Regions from separate parts of the Homo sapiens genome. Here region 1 is linked to region 2. Evidence: chromatin loops called from intact Hi-C (ENCODE). Cell type or tissue: CD14-positive monocyte. All regions are shown on one strand. Links, peaks and the distances in the headings refer to the core of each region. The heading gives the core; the rest is flanking DNA.

Region 1 (8,336 bases), core at 65-8,064, 75 kb after region 2:
TAATGGAAAACCCAGATACCAGCAGCTTAGGCAAGATTTATGTTTCTCATTTACTGCATAATCTAGAGGTAGATAGCTAGAGGCAGAGGTATAATCCAGAGGTACCTACCTAGAGCTGGGTAGCTGCCTACCTCTACTCTACCCCGTCTCTACTAAAAATACAAAAATTAGCCAGGCATGTGCCTGTAATCTCAGCTACTCTGGAGTCTGAGGTGGGAGAATCGCTTGAACCCCTGGAGGCGGAGGTTGCAGTGAGCCGAGATCGCGCCACTGCACTCCAGCCTGGGCGACAGAGCGAGACTCCGTCTCAAAAAAAAAAAAAAAGAAAAAAAAAGAAAAAAGAAAGAAAGAAAGAAGGGCGACTCAATTAGACCCAATTGGGGTAAGCATCACGTAGACTTTACCATTTCAAAGAATCTTTAAAACACGGAAAGTAGTAGTTGATGTGGTGTGGATTTTAAGGCCAGATTTTTTGACCCTTCTTTGATCGTCACCTAGTCTTCCAGGTAGCAGATGGTCACATCGTCTTCCAGGGAGAAGGGCAGGAGGAATCACTGATGTCTGCACTCCTACGTGCAACCCCACCTCCACCTTTAAGGAGCTTTTGGGGAAGCCTCAATCAATGATTCTGACATCTCATTGGCCAGAGGTCTGTTAAATGGCCACCCCTAGTTGCAAAGGAGGCTGGGAAATGTAGTTTTAATCCCCCGCGACCCCTCCCCTTCGCCCTCACACACCAAGTTGAAATCACGTTATTAATACTAAGAAGGGAGACTCAGCTGGGCGCCGTGGCTCACTCCTGTAATCCCAGCATTTTGGGAGGCCGAGGCAGGCGGGTCACCTGAGGTCAGGAGTTCAAGACCAGCCTGGCCAACATGGTGAAACCCCATCTCTACTATAACTACAAAAATTAGCTGGGCATGTGCCTGTAATCTCAGCTACTCAGGAGGCTGAGGGAGGGGAAGAATCGCTTGAACCCGGGAGGCGGAGGTTGCAGTGAGCCAAGACCACACCACTGCACTCCAGTCTGGGCAACAGAGTGAGACTCTGTCTCTAAATAAATAAATAAAGAAGGGAGACCCAATTAGGGGTAAGCGTCATAAGTCTAAAGTAAAGTAGACTTTACCATTTCAAAGAATCTTTAAAGCATGGAAATTTGTATCTAGTTTTACAAAAATCATCCTAACTCAGTAGTTTATAGGAGCAACTTTTATTTGTAACTACCATGGAGCAAAATAATCATTATGTATAATAATTATATATGTCGAGGAGACAGTTAAGGGGTGTGTGTGTGTGTGCTCTAAGAATGTAAACCTCATTCTTACTGGCTGAGCTTAACTGCACTGCTCCTTGGGATTTTAAATAAATTAGCTGTGTCTTTGTCCGTCAGCAACTCAGTCTCCCTCTATTAGCATCTGTGCTGAGTAGTGCACTCCTGAGAACTAAATGAAGAGCTTCAGTAGTAGTTTCGTAAACCTGAAATGCAGTGTCTAGAGCAAGTTCAACTTCATTAGCGATTTGAAGAGAGATTTATCGAGCCAAAGGGAAGACCTCTCTGAACGGAGTTTGTCTGCCTTGATTTAAGTAACGAAAACAACCATGGCATTTGAGTGGTGGTTAGGTTCAGGTCTGAAACAATTTCTTTGTGAGTCAACTGTTATTAGCGGTGGAAGAAAGGATGGGGATGAAGGGAAGGGCCGGGAGTAGAGACTATGGCGGGGCATAGGGGCTGATCACACAGGGTCTTGCGGGCACATTAACAGACTGAATTTTGGCCTTTGGTTCGGTGGTTGGAAACTCTTTTAGGGCCAGGCAGTAACATCCGTGCATGAGGCTGGCCAGGGTACAGAAATAGAGAAAGGAGAAAAACTGCAGGGCTGTAAAGCATGTGACTCCCCAAAGCAATGGTCACTACCTGGCTCTAGAGGACTGATTCCATGGGAGACTAAAGACCTACCGCTACAAGCCAGTTAGATTTTTTTTTTTTTTTTTTTTTTTTTGAGACGGAGTCTCGATCTTGTCACTCAGGCTGGAGTGCAGTGGCGCAATCTTATATCACTGCAACCTCTGCCGCCCAGGTTCAAGCGATTCTCCTGCCTCAGCCTCCTGAGTAGCTGGGATTACAGGTGCCTGCCACCATGCCTGGCTAATTTTTGTATTTTTAGTAGAGGCAGGGTTTCACCATATTGGCCAGGCTGGTCTCGAACTCCTGACCTTGTGATCCGCCCGCCTCAGCCTCCCAAAGTACTGGGATTACAGGTGTGAGCCATCGCGGCTAGGGCAAGTTAGATTTATCAGGAAAAGCCCAGTATCTAAATACTTGTATGAAATCTGACGTCATAATGTTGGATCAAATTTTATAATGGGTCAAGTGCTGAACAAAGGTGGCCACAGTTAGCAACTGTTTGATGGGCAACATGGCGTTAGCAAGGCACTCTGAGCAGGGAAGACACGGATGCTTTCCCTTTCTCCTCCTCCTCTCTGCCTCCACCTCTTCCTTCTCCCCTCCCTGCCTCCTCTGACATGAGGTTCTCTCCAGCGGCCGTGGCAAGGATGCTTTTGAATGGAGTGGAGGGTAGCACAAGGCAGGTAGGGTAGGCATTGCCTAATGGCAGGAAAGCCAGTTAGGATGTTCTGGTCACAGTCAGGATTTGATTTGTTGAGAGTTGGAATTAAGGCAATGACAGGACAGAACGATGGGCTGAATTCTGGAATGATTTCTCAGTCACTCACGGGAGTGGTGTCTGACTGGATAAGGCACAGGTGGGTGTTAGGAAAGGGAGAATTTGAGGAAGAGAGTGATTTTGTTTGAGGTCGAAGTCACCATCTGGGATCTTGGCAGCTGAACCTACTCCACAGGGGTGTTTTGTTGAACACAAGGGATTAAAATTTCTTTTGAATTGATTTTCATTTCTTAAGAAAATGCGAGCACTTATATTTAAAGCTAGATTTCCACCTCCTTTTGGAGAAAAAGAAATCTGAGAGTATTAGGCATAGATTCCAATAAAGCAACAACAGCTGGAGCTGGGGGGTGGGGTCGGGGCTTGGGTATTGGGGGAGGTACACGGATTCCCTAGTATTTCTTTGCCCCACCTGCCTTCGGTAAGTATTTGAGTCTGTGACCCCTGAGGGAACCGGTTGTGCAAGTCATAGGAATATACGAGATCATTCAGGCACAACAAGGAGAATTCCAGGCAACAATCACATTTCAGGACAGATAGAAAAGGAGAAGATTGCAAAAGGGATTTAGAAGCTTGGGCTGGGAGAGCGGGCAAGCAACAGGAAGGCAAAGTGGAATAAAAGATAGAAGTGGGGAACCTGCTGTACGAGGCTACTGAAGAGCCGAGTAGCATGGGGTTGAAATGGGTTGTTGATGTAAATGTGCCGCGTTGTGGTGGTGGTGGAGAGGTTGTCGGAGCCTATTAATGTTAAAAGGAAAAGTGCGCACTCAATCAGCCTGCAGGTGCAATTCTTTACCTGCCCTAGAGAAATGAAATTCTCATGGGTGCACAGGGAGAAGTGGTAAAGGGTGCCCTTTGTTGTATTATTATTTGTTTCAGTGAAGAACTAGAAACAACCTAAACGTGCATCAGGAGTTCAAGACCAGCCCGGCCAAGAGACCAGCCTCGCCAACATGGTGAAACCCCATCTCTACTAAACATACAAAAATTAGCCGGGCGTGGTGGCGGGCACCTGTAATCCCAGCTACTCAGGAGGCTGAGGCAGGAGAATTGCTTGGACCCCAGAGGCAGAGGTTGCAGTGAACCGAGATCGTGCCACTGCACTCCAGACTGGGTGACAGAGCAAGACTCCATCTCAAAAAACAAACAAACAAAACCAAAAAGAAACGCCCCCTCACACAAAAAAGTGGAGTTATAGGAAAATATAGCGTTATAGATGGCCTGTGCTGCGGCTTCCTCTCCCTCTCCTCCTCCCTCCTCTTCCCCCTCTCATTTCCACCCCCACTTCTTTAGAAACAGGATCTGAAGAAAACGCATCACATATACAACACTAGATACCCTTGATGTTCCTGAGATTGGGAATAAGTGGTTAAAAGTGAATTTAGGCCAGGGGCAGTGGCTCATGCCTGTAATCTCAGCACTTTGGGAGGCCGAGGTAGGAGGATCACTTGACGTCAGGAGTTTGAGACCAGCCTGACCAATATGGTAAAACCCCATCTCTACTAAAAATACAAAAATTAGCCAGGCATGGTGGCACATGCCTGTAGTCCCAGCTACTTGGGAGGCCAAGACAGGAGAATCACTTGAACCCGGGAGGTGGAGGTTGCAGTGAGCCAAGATTGTGCCACTGCACTCCAGTCTGGGCGACAGAGCGTGACTCCATCTCAGAAAAAATAAAAAAATAAAAAAAAAATGAATTTAATGTTTACCTTTATCTTTAAATTGTTGATTATCATTTTAACTAAGAAAGTGCTGTTGTGTATCACTTGTGCAATTAGAAATTAAAGCATAGCACAATGGATTTCGTGTTTTGCAAGGGCTGTTTCAGCAGTTATGGGAGTGGAAAATAGATTACAACATTCTGAGAAGTAAATGGGAGGTAAAGAGGCAGAAATTGAAATTAAGGGGAAGTGAAACATAGGGCTACAGGATGGGGGAAGACAGTCAAGGGAAACTTCTGTGTTGGTTTGCTTTTAACTGGAGTGACCCAAAAGCTCACTAAAAGGGCATGTTGGCTTCTCCTCAGAGGGCGTTGCTGCTACGGTACAGCAATGGAATTTGTTTCTGAGCTGAGATCACTCCCGTAATTTACATCCCAACTCTTCTGATACAGAAAAGCCTAGAAGGAAGTTGGTGTGAAATAAAAATAGTTTGATTGGTAGAATCAAATTATAATCTCTGTATAAAGGCTAAACATTTGCATGGGGGAAATGTTGCTTGAAATAGGATACAAAGGAATGTCCACCAATAGAGAAATTATTAAATGTTATAATAACCTGTAGGGTAGACTATTAGGTAGTTATTAAAAATCATGTTTTTCAAGTTTTAGAAAAATTTTAAAACATGGGAAAATGCTGGTAATACAATGTTTAATTTTAAAAGTGCATGCTATGAAACTTTATGCAGTTGAGTGCTTACAAAATAGTATTTCTGCATAAAGAAAAAAAGAAGGAAAAGTGGTTAAAATGTTAACAGTGGTTCTCTCTGGGTGATGAGGAAATTGGTGATTTTATTTTTCATGCATTTCTGTTGACACAACAATTTTCCGTCAAAAACATCATTGCTTTTATAATTCCCCAAAGGAACTGTTTTTAAAACTGTAGTTTGAAAATCATTTAGGAGGGAAGACAGCCAAGGAAGGGTTCCTGTTTGACAAGCAATCAGGCAAGCAGGCCGTAAGCAGCCTGGGCTTGGATTTTGGAGTTTTTTTTCTCCCACCTTTTCCCCAGATATCAAATGTCAGGCCTCCACACCATTAAAAGGACCTAGAACCATCAACTTCTCCAAGACTGGGTAACAAAAGTCAACTCTTTCCTGCTCCTAACTCAAGGGGGTGTTGTGTGTTCTTAACTTTATAAGAGAAACACAGAACTCTAGGGAGCTATAGACACAAGCTAGCAACAAAGATGTGGCCCCTGTCTCCTCAGGCTGACCTGAACAAGTTGTGTGATTCGCTGAGAGAAGGACTCTGCCCGCCTCCCTCATACTGACCCCGCTGCTTTCCCCAACATGGCAGGAGGCGATGCAGCCTCGTGATTAAGTCTGCAAACTGGGAATCACACACTCCCATTTGGAATCTTTGCTTTTTTGCTTAACAGCTCTGTGGCTTCTGGCAAATTCTGTAACTTCTTTACACCTCAGTTTTCTCATGTGTAGAAAGGAGATGAAGAACCCCACCTCACTGGGTTCCTCTGAAGATTAAATGGAATAACTCCATAGAGGAGAACATGCAACAGTTACTGAATCAATGATTTCATTCTCAGGTTCTCTAATTTTATTTTCTTTTCATCCTGCCTTATGGCCATAATTCAGGTGATAAAATAAGAAAGGACATGGCTGGCTGTGGTGGCTCTTGCCTGTAATCCCAGAACTTTAGGAGGCCAAGATGAGAAGATTCCTTGAGGCCAGGAGTTCAAGACCAGCCTGAGCAACATAGCTCAAAACATTCTCTACAAAAAAATGAAAAGATTGCTGGGCATGGTGGCATGTGCCTGTAGTCTCAATTACTTAGCAGTCTGAGGCAGAAGGATCTCTTGAGCTCAGGAGTTTGAGGCTGCAGTGAGCCATGACTACGCCACTGCACACCAGCCTGGGTGACAGACCAAGGCCCTGTCTCTTAAAATAAATAAATAAATAAATAATAAAAAAAAGGATAAAGAAAAGAGAGTTTGAGGAGAAAGATTCTCTCTCTCTCTCTTTTTTTTTTTTTTTGAGATGGAGTCTCTCTCTGTTGCCCAGGCTGGAGTGGCAGTGGCATGACCTCAGCCCACCTCAACCTCTGCCTCCCGGGTTCAAGCAATTCTGCCTCAGCCTCCCGAGTAGCTGGGATTACAGGTGCCTGCCACCACGCCTGGCTAATTTTTGTATTTTTAGTAGACAGAGCGTTTCGCCATGTTGGCCAGGCTGGTCTTGAACTTCTGACCTCAGGTGATCCACTCGCCTCGGCCTCCCAAAGTGCTGGGATTACAGGCGTGAGCCACCATGCCCAACCCACTGTGGCTTTCTAAAGCCAGACTTAGAGTTAACCAGATCTGCTGAGATCTTTCCTTACTTACACCTACTAAAGGTGAATTTATTGTTCTTTTGTTAATGAATACATCAAAATACTCGTATCTTTTATTAATCTCAGATAAAAGATCACTAGAGTATTGGAGGAATCGTTTCTAATACAACTTTTTCAGAAGAGGGGAAAGCAGCTTTTCAAAATGAAAATGAGGTCACTATTTCGTTCACGTGACTGTCATCTTGTGAAGTTCATTTTATTACAACCTGATCTTATAAAAAGAATCTCATTTTGGTTTAACTTTTTTAGGCTACCTAACAGATAACTTAAAAGTTTAGCTGAGAGTATTTATTTCCAAATTCCACAGTTGTCTTAAGAAATTTTAGAAAAAAAGGCAAAACACTGTGTACAAAACAGTTCAATGTGGTGTTATCTAAAATAGTGTGGTTTGTAGTAATTCCACGTATAATAGTACAGCAAAAGAAAAATGACTTATTCAAGGCTTGTTACACTGACACCATGAGATATCTTGTAGCCATAAAATTGTAATCGTGTTGTTTATGAGGAAAAAGAAACCAAAGCGAAATATATCTGATATAATTTTACATACACAAAGCATAAAACAAAATAGTTTGCACTGAACTGGGGAGTCAGCCAGCGAGCATTTAATTGAGTGCCTACTATATGCCAGCTACTTTCATAAGTATGAAATGGTCAATGTAAAAAATATTTGCAAGGACTGTGTAAAATTAAGATTGTGCCGGGGAATGGGATTATCATGGTTGTTTTTCCGTTCTCTCCTCTAACGTTTAAAAATACGTTGTGGTTTCATAATAAAGAAAAATACATGTCTGAAACAGCGTCATAATAAACGTTGCAGATGCTGATTTTGTGCTAACTTGATGCCAGGCACTGCTCTGAGCAGTGTGTGTCTGTATCTGATTTACTTCCATGATGATGGTATTATCACCATAGAACAACGCCATTATTACCATAATAGCACCACGCCCATTTTATAGTGAAGAAACTGAGACAGGATGTTCTAGCTCAGTGTCTTAGCTTGAACAAGCTCTCCCACTTAGCTCAGTGGGAATCCATGTTCTTAACCAAGACTTCCAGCATATCACACAGGGGTCTGCAATACAGTTATGCATGTGGCAGCTCCTATAGTATTTTCTCGACATTTGGCCTTTGGAGTGGCTCCCTCCCATTATACTGGGGTGTTCTGTGTTTTTCTGATTTATCACTCCCCTAAATCTTTACTCATAGGCAATACTCAATCAGGCATTGAATAAATCAATCAATTCCCCTCTCATAAAAGAGGCCAGGGATAATGTTGTTCACTTTCTTTTCTTTTAGAAGTGTCTGTCAGCTCCCTGAGATTTTCATAGAATTTTTTTTTCCTACATGCCCCACCACTGCCAGTTTCAACAGACAAGGCTAACTCAGTTCACTAGACAAGCAAACACTTCAACTGAGAAGGCAGTGATAAACACAGGAAGTTATTTCACCCTGGGAATATTCCGGAAACCAACTTTGAATAATTGCTTCATGTTCAGTTGGACACAAGTTCACTCCCAGGTTGACTCACGTATGTAAATGCTCCTGACTACCATCTGACTGCATCACACACACACCCCTACCTTTCCAAA
Region 2 (8,336 bases), core at 95-8,094:
GCTGAGATGGAGAAAATTTTAGTGGTCTGGATAGAAAATTAAATCAGCTATAATATTTCCTTAAGCTAAAACCTAATCCAAAGCAAGGCTCTAACTCTCTTCAATTCTGTGGAAGGTAGAGAGGTGAAGAAGTTGCAGAAGAAACGTTGGAAGCTAGCAGAGGTTGGCTCATGAAGTTTAAGGAAAGAAGCCATCTCCATAAGATAGAAGTGCAAGGCTGGGCGCAGTGGCTCATGCTTGTAATCCCAGCACTTTGGGAGGCTGAGGCAGGTGGATCACGAGGTCAGGAGTTCGAGACCAGCCTTGCCAAAATAGTGAAACCCTGTCTCTACTAAAAATACAAAAATTAGCTAGGCATGGTGGCGAGCACCTGTAATCCCAGCTACTCAGGAGGCTGGGGCAGGAGAATCACTTGAACCTGGGAGGCGAAGGTTGCAATGAGCCAAAATCACACCACTGCACTCCAGCCTGGGTAACAGAGCTAGATTCCATCTCAAAAAAAAAAAAAAAAAAGATAAAAGTGCAGGTGAAGCAGCAGGTGCTGATGAAGAATCTGCAGCAAGTTCTCCAGAAGCTCTAGCTAAGATCACTGATGGAGGTGGCCACACTAAGCAATAGATTTTCAGTGTAGACGAAACAAACTTCAATTGGAAGAGGATAGCATCTAGGACTTTCACAGCTAGAGAGAAGTCAATGCCTGGCTTCAAAGCTTCAAAGACTGATTCTTTTGTTAGGGGCTAATGTAGCTGGTAACTATAAGTTGAAGCCAGTGCTCATTTGTCATTCTGAAAATCCTATGGCCCCTAAAAAGATGATGCTAAATCTACTCTGCCCATGCTCTATAGGTGGAACGACAAAGCCTGGTTGACAGCACATCTGTTTACAGCTTGGTTTACTGAAAATTTTAAGCCCACTGTTGAAACCTACTCCTCAGGGGAAAAAAATTCAAAATATTACTTCCCATTGACAATGTACCTGGTCACTCCAGAGCTCTGATGGAGATGTTCAAGGAGGTGAATGTTGCTTTCATGCCTGTTGACACAACGTCCATTCTGCAGCTCTTGGATCAAGGAGGAATTTTGACTTTCAAGTGTTATTATTTAAGAAATACATTTCTAAGTCTATAGCTGCTATAGATAGTGATTCCTCTGATAGATCTGGGCAAAGTAAATTGAAAACCTTCTGGAAAGAATTCATGATTTTAGATGCCATTACAAACATTCTTGCTTCATGGGAGGAGGTCAAAATATCAACATTAACGGGTTTGGAAGAAGTTGATTTCAGCCTTTATAGGTGACTTTGAGGGGTTTAAAGACTTCAGTGAAGGAAGTAACTGCTGACGTGATGGAAACGGCAAGAGAACTGTAATGATTAATGGAAGTGGAGCCTGCACATCTGACTGAATTTTCGCAATCTCATGATAAAACTTGAACACATAAGGACTCGTTCCTTATGGATGAGCAAAGAAAGTGGTTTCTTAAGGCCAGATGTGGTGGCTAACACCTGTAATCCCAGCACTTTGAGACGCTGAGGTGGTTGGATCACTGGAGGCCAGGAGTTCGAGACCAGCCTGGCCAACATGGCGAAACCCCATCTCTACTAAAAATACAAAAATTGTCGGGTATAGTGGTGCACAACTGTAATCCCAGCTACTCAGGAGGCTGAGGCAGGAGAGTGGCTTGAACCCAGGGTCAGAGGTAGCAGTGAGCTGGGGTGGCACCATTGCACTCCAGCCTGGGCGACAGAGCAAGACTCTGCCACAAAAAAAAAAAAAAAAAAAAGAAAGTATTTTATTGAGATGGAATCTACTCCTGGTGAAGATGTGAACATTGTTGAAATGACAACAAAGGATTCAGAGTATGACATAAACTTCGTTGATAAAGCAGTGGCAGGGTTTGAGAGGACTGACTCTAATTTTTAAAAAAGTTCAACTGTGGGTAAAATGCTATCAAACAGCATCTCATGCTACAGAGAAATCTTTTGTGAAAGGAGGAGTCAGTTGAAGCAGCAAACTTCGTAGCCTTATTTTAAGAAATTGGCACAGCCACCTCAACCTTCAGCGACCACCACCCTGATCAGTCAGCAGCCACTGAGGCAAGATCCTCTGTCAGCAAGAAGATTACAACTGTCTGAAGTCTCAGATGATCATTAGCTTTTTTGCCAGTAAAATATTTTTACATTAAGGTCTATAAATATTTTTAGACATAATGCTATTGCACATTCAATAGACTACAGAATAGTGCAAACATAAATTTTATATGCACTGGGAAAAAAATGTGTGACTCACTTTATTGTCATATTTGCTTTATTGTGGGGGCCTGGAACAGAATCTGCAATATCTCTGAGATATGTCTGTGGTTTTTTTTTTTTTTTTTTTTGAGAAGGAGTTTCGCTCTGTTGCTGAGGCTGGAGTGCAGTGGCATGATCTTGGCTCACTGCAACTTCTGCCTCCCAGGTTCAAGTGATTCTTCCGCTTCAGCCTCCTGAGTAACTGGGAATACAGGTGAGTGCCATCCCACCCAGCTAATTTTTATATTTTTAGTAGAGGTGGGGTTTTGTCATGTTGGCCAGGCTGGTCTCAAACTCCTGGCCTTAAGTGATCTTCCCGCCTCCGGCCTCCCAAAGTGCTGGGGATACGGGCAGTATGGAGTCTTTTCAGATTGGCTACTTTCACTCAGTGATGTGCACTTATCTTTCCTCCATGTCGTTTCATGGCTTGATAGCAATTTTTTTTTTAAGTGCTGAATAATATTCTATTGTCTGGATGTATTACATTTGTTTATCCATTCATCTACCAAAGGACATCTTGGTAGCTTCCATGTTTTGGCAATTATAAATAAAGCTGCTATAAACATTCATGTGCAGATTTTTGTATAGACATAAATTTTCAACTCTTTGGGTAAATACCAAGGAGTACAATTGCTGGATCATATGGTAAGATTATGTTTAGCTTTGTAAGAAGCTGCCAAACTGTCTTCCAAAGTGCCTGGACCATTTTGCATTTCCACCAACAATGAATGACAGTTCTTATTGCTGTACATCCTCACTGGCATTTGGTAGTGTTGTTGTTCTGAGTCTTGGCCGTTCTAATAAGTGTGTCATGGTATTTCATTGTCATGGTATTTCATGGTATTTCATGTGTATACTTGGCATTGCCCAGATGACATAAGATGTGCAGCATCTTTTCATGGTTTATCTATGATCTGTGTGTCTTCTTTGGTGAAATGTCTGTTAAGGTCTTTGGCCCATTTTAAAATTTCATTGTTTGTCTTCTTATTGAGTTTTAGGAGTTCTTTGTATATTTTAGATAATAGTTCTTTATCAGTTGTGTCTTTTGCAAATATTTTCTCTCAGTCTGTGGCTTATCTTCTCATTCTCTTGTTGTCTTTCATGCAGCCTCTGGAGTTTTTAACTTTCTGACTTGTCCACACATGAGCTTCCAGTCATGAATCAATTACACTTCAGGTGTAAAAAAATAATCTTTTTTTTTTTTTTTTGACATGGAGTTTTGCTCTTATTGCCCAGGCTGGAGTGCAATGGCGCGATCTTGGCTCCCTGCAACCTCTGCCTCCCGGGTTCAAGCGATTCTCCTGCCTCAGCCTCCTGAGTAGCTGGGATTACAGGCATGCGCCACGACGCCTGGCTAATTTTGTATTTTTAGTAGAGACGGGATTTCTCCATGTTGGTCAGGCTGGTGGCGAACTCCCAGGTGTGCCTACCCTGGCACCGGTTCCCACGGAGCTTTCTGCCCTGGTAAATTGTGATTCCGGATATTCGTCTGCTGGTCTCTCCAGGTTGGGGAGTAATGGTTTGCCCCATGACCTCTCTTGCCATAAGAATCTAAAAGAACTGTTTGGTTTTTAGTTTGGTTAGCCTTCTCCTTGTTGTTAGGATGAAGTGCTGACTCCCAAGCTTCGTGCTTGCTGGACTGGAAATTGGAAGTCTGCCTGCCAGTTTTAAGAACCTAAAAAGTGATGAACTGAAAATGTCAGGTAAAGGGATTTCTTTTCTTTTCTTTTCTTTTTTGTCATTTGGTTGGATTCTAAATATAAAATTTAGGCTTCTGGTAGAAGTTCTAAAGATGCCTGAAAGAGGATAGTTTTGACTGATATGTTTGTTGGCCACGCGTGGGAAAATGGTGTTAGTGAAAAGCACATGAATCCTGGTGCCAGCAGAAAGTGGGCATGAATTCTTCTTCCGTCAATACCCAGCTTTGTGCCCCCAGGCAAGTCACTTCACTTCTCTGAGCTTCCTTTTTTTAATCTTGGAACTAGGTATTGAGCCAGTAACCGGAAGTTGTGGTGAGGGTTAGAGGAAATTTGTATATAGAGCATTACAGAAGGCATATTCCCCGTTAGTGCATACATGATAAAAAAGAAACATCACAGAACATTATAGAAGTAAAATATTTTCTTTCCTTAAGTATGGAAAGAAACTGATGGAGTGTTTACTTAATTCTACAAGGATAAAAGAAACTATTCAAGGTTAACACAATGCAGACTGAACTGAAGAGCGTTATGTGGAAAGCAAATTTGAATAACGGAGAAAACACAACTCATTCTCACAGCTGTTGAAAGTCTCTGGGCACATTGGGTAAAGGCTAAGAGGTTAAGCTTTCCCCCTTGGAGCCTTGTGGTCATTGGGAAGATTCTCCTTTGAGGGAATCATTCTGTAACATAGTAATTGGGTAGTAAGAGAGAATTGTCTTGCTAAGAGCAGTAAAGTAAGTGGCCGAGTAGCAAATCTTCATCAGTTATCAGGTGCATCTCTTAAAAAGGCCTATGTAATACTCAGCAACAGGATCACGCTATTGTGTTTGGGAGAATAAACTTATTTCAAGCACAAAGATTCCTCCTTCCTCTTTTAAAATCTCTACTTTCTGTGCTCCTCCCCACTTTGAGGGAAGTGATACACTAAAATTAAGTGATGGCTTATTATCATGGTTAACCAGTCTGTCTTGAATTTGCAGCCTGAGCTGACCAGCGCTTATCCTCATGTGACCTTGGGTGAATTAATGGACATCTCTGAACCTCCATTTTCTCCTGTGTAAAATAGCAGCTGCAGCAAAAATGAAATATCAATAATCTCTGAAAAGAATTTAGCTCAGTGTTTGGTGAAGATTGCCTCTCCTGAAGTCTAGAAAAGGGCTGGTTTGGTATGTATTCAAAATCTAAATGTTCTTTTGAAACAGCAACTGAGAAACACTGTATTGAAATTAAAGTGGCAGTTTAGAAGAAGTTTAAAAAGCTGAGAAAGTATGGATTTTGCGATGATCAGGGGTAATCTCGCCACCTGCAAGAGAAAACAAACATCCTGCTATGTTTTTTGCTTTGCTGTAATCACTTCGACATCTAGCCCGTAAGTGAACAAAGATGGGAAAAGATTGGCAAGGATCAAAATAGAATTGGAGAAGAGTTTCAAGAAGAGGTCAATGGAGGGGGACAGCTTATCAGTTCTGGATGGAACCTGGTCATGAACACATATGGAGAAGACTGACAGGTGAATGCACAAGCAGCTCTTGCAGTTGTTCAGGCTCACATGAAGCCCTGGACAATGCTGTGCTGCTGTGGCTGCACCTGCTACCAGCCTTGACACTGCATGTTCTCTATAGAAATGCTACTGCTCTTGAAGGGGTAAAACTGGTTCTTGGGAAGACATGAGAAAATCTCACTTTAGAAAATATTAATATAGGCCGGGCACGGTGGCTCATGCCTGTAATCCCAGCACTTTGGGAGGCCGAGGCGGGCAGATCACTTGAGGTCAGGAGTTCTAGACCAGCCTGGCCAACATGGTGAAACCCCATCTCTACCAAAAATACATGTATAAAAAATTAGCCGGGTATGGTGGTGCATGCCTATAATCCCAGCTACTCGGGAGGCTGAGGCAGGAGAATCACTTGAACCCAGGAAGCGAAAGTTGCAGTGAGCTGAGATCACGCCACTGCACTCCAGCCTGGGTGACAAGACTCCATCTCAAAAAAAAAAAAAAAAATCTATCTATCTATCTATCTATCTATCTATCTATCTATCTATCTATCTGCCAGGTACAGTGGCTCACGCCTGTAATCCCAGCACTTTGGGAGGCCGAGGCAGGTGGATCACCTGAGGTCAGCAGTTCAAGACCAGCCTGGCCAACATGGTGAAACCCCGACTCTACTAAAAATACAAAAAAATTAGCCAGGCGTGGTGGTGGGCACCTGTAATCCCAGCTACTCGGGAGGCTGAGGCAGGAGAATTGCTTGAACCCAGGAGGCGGAGGTTGCAGTGAGCCGAGATCGCACCATTGCACTTGAGTCTGGGTGACAAGAGCAAAACTCCGTCTCAAAAAAAAAAAAATAATATACGTAATACACAATATATGTACCATACAAAAACAGATAACAGTATACATGTGGTATTGAAGTATCATGGGGGACAATTGAAAAAAAAAGTCTAAAAGGCTCTCCGGAGGATTACAGGTGAAAACAGCTCTGAGAAGCACTAACTCACACCACTAGAACGGGGCAGACGGAACATGGCAGAAGGGCAGGGGCCCGATACAGGACCTCAAGGAAGAAAGGAACTTGGGAGGACAGGGAGGTGGCGGTGGGCCTTGGGAATAGGGATTTTGTGAGTTTGGCAAGTGGGAGATTCCCCTTGAGGTAGCAACGCAACCCTCTTGCTTCTTCCTCCTCTCAGTTTGGAAGGCTGTGCCACGTGGCAAGAAGAGAATAAACATCTTGGGAATTCTGGCTGTGCTGTACATTTGCTGTGTGGCCTTCGGCAAGCTACTGACTTCTCTGAACTCAGGATCTACAAACTGAGGATAAGCAACAGGAGAATCTCTGTGAAGTACTTTAAAAACAGGAGATGTTTGGTAAATGTGCAGTCACGTTCATGACTCTTCAAATTTCTTTTGAAATTTCTGAAAATGCCTGGTGCGGTGGCTCATGCCTGTAACCCCAGCACTTTGGGAGGCTGAGGCGGGTAGATCATGAGGTCAGGAGTTCAAGACCAGCACGGCCAAGATGGTGAAACCCCGTCTCTACTAAAAATACAAAAAAATTAGCTGGGCGTGGTGGTGCGTGCCTGTAATCCCAGCTACTCAGGAGGCTGAGGCAGAGAATTGCTTGAACCTGGGAGGCAGAGGTTGCTGTGAGCCCAGATCGCACCACTGCACTCCAGCCTGGGCGACAGAGTGAAATCCGTCTCAAAAAATAAAAAAAATTAAAAAAAAGAAATTTCTGAAAATACGTATATGGGGGATTAATTGCACATGTGGTGTTGTACATCCATTATTCTATTTAATCCTTACACCAGCCCTATGAAGTGTCTATGATTAGTGTTATTGCCCTTTTACTAATAATAAACTCAAGCTCTGGAGGGTTAAGTGTAAGTGGTTCAAGCTCATATAGTGCCAGAGAGTAAAGATGTAAATTCCCCCACCCCATCAGCAGAGAGCCCCGTGCTCGTTACCACCATATTATTCGTGAACATTTCACATCAGCTGGGACTTTTTGCCCAGGAAATTACACATCTGTGCACAATTTTGCATACCATTGCAGAAGACTGAGTCTATCCCAAACTCCTTGTTCTAAAGTAGAAGTTTCAACAAGGGACTGTAACTTCCTCCTGAAACACAGTTTGGGAATTGGTAGAGGTGCTTTGGATGAACACATCAGTGTAGTACTAACATGTGCTGGCATACACAGCAGGGATGATGGGTTGGATGTATTTTTTGAAATGTATTTTTAAATTTACATACAGTAAAATTCACTCTTTTTGGCGTACAGCACAATAAGTTTTGACACAGTATAGTAATTTGTTTGTTTTTTGAGAGACGGAGTCTTGCTCTGTTGCCCAGACTGGAGTGCAGTGGCACGATTGCAGTTTACTCCAACCTCTGCCTCCCAGGTTCAAGCAATTCTCGCGTCTCAGCCTCCCGAGTAGCTGGGACTATAGGTGCGTGCCACCACGTCTGGCTAATTTTTGTATTTTTAGTAGAGACAAGGTTTCACCTTGTTGGCCAGGCTGGTCTCGAACTCCTGACCTCAAGTTATCCTCTTGCCTTGGCCTCCCAAAGTGCTGGGATTACAGATGTGAGCCATAGCACCCGGCCTAAATCTTTTCCCCGTTAAAAAAATGGGTAATTTCTTTTTCTTTTCTTTTTCTTTTTTTTGAAACGGAGTTTTGCTCTTGTTGCCCAGGCTGGAGTGCAATGGCACAATCTCGGCTCACTGCAACCTCCGTCTCCTGGATTCAAGCGATTCTCCTGCCTCAGCCTCCCAAGTACCTGGGATTACAGGCATGCGCCACCACACCTGGCTAATTTTGTATTTTTAGCAGAGATGGGATTTC

Evidence for each region. Hi-C counts contacts between places; a loop is a spot of excess contacts. Peaks named below come from ENCODE experiments on the same cell type or tissue, not always from the same donor. Only the 100,000 strongest peaks of a DNase experiment are listed, where the experiment ranks them.
Region 1: it touches region 2 in a loop (2.6-fold over the local background); 10 of 110 quality-filtered maps call a loop at or near these places.

The regions. Positions count from the first base shown.
Region 1 is chr20:53,918,502-53,926,837 of GRCh38, forward strand. All of the region lies in intron 1 of BCAS1-AS1 (BCAS1 antisense RNA 1), which reads left to right. Among named protein-coding and RNA genes, the nearest start is that of BCAS1-AS1, 7.2 kb to the left of the region's middle. In CD14-positive monocyte, for the core only: no CTCF peak of the experiment used is centred there; a DNase peak (open chromatin) is centred at 4,590; H3K4me3 peaks cover 2,483 bases; H3K27ac peaks cover 5,662 bases.
Region 2 is chr20:53,843,054-53,851,389 of GRCh38, forward strand. LOC124904934 (a long non-coding RNA gene) reads left to right here and starts at 2,430. Exons shown (of 4, transcript XR_007067664.1): 1 at 2,430-2,503; 2 at 4,970-5,155; 3 at 6,678-6,855. RefSeq lists a silencer at 4,261-4,320. In CD14-positive monocyte, for the core only: no CTCF peak of the experiment used is centred there; DNase peaks (open chromatin) are centred at 1,378, 4,268, 4,878 and 7,498; H3K4me3 peaks cover 1,969 bases; H3K27ac peaks cover 2,341 bases.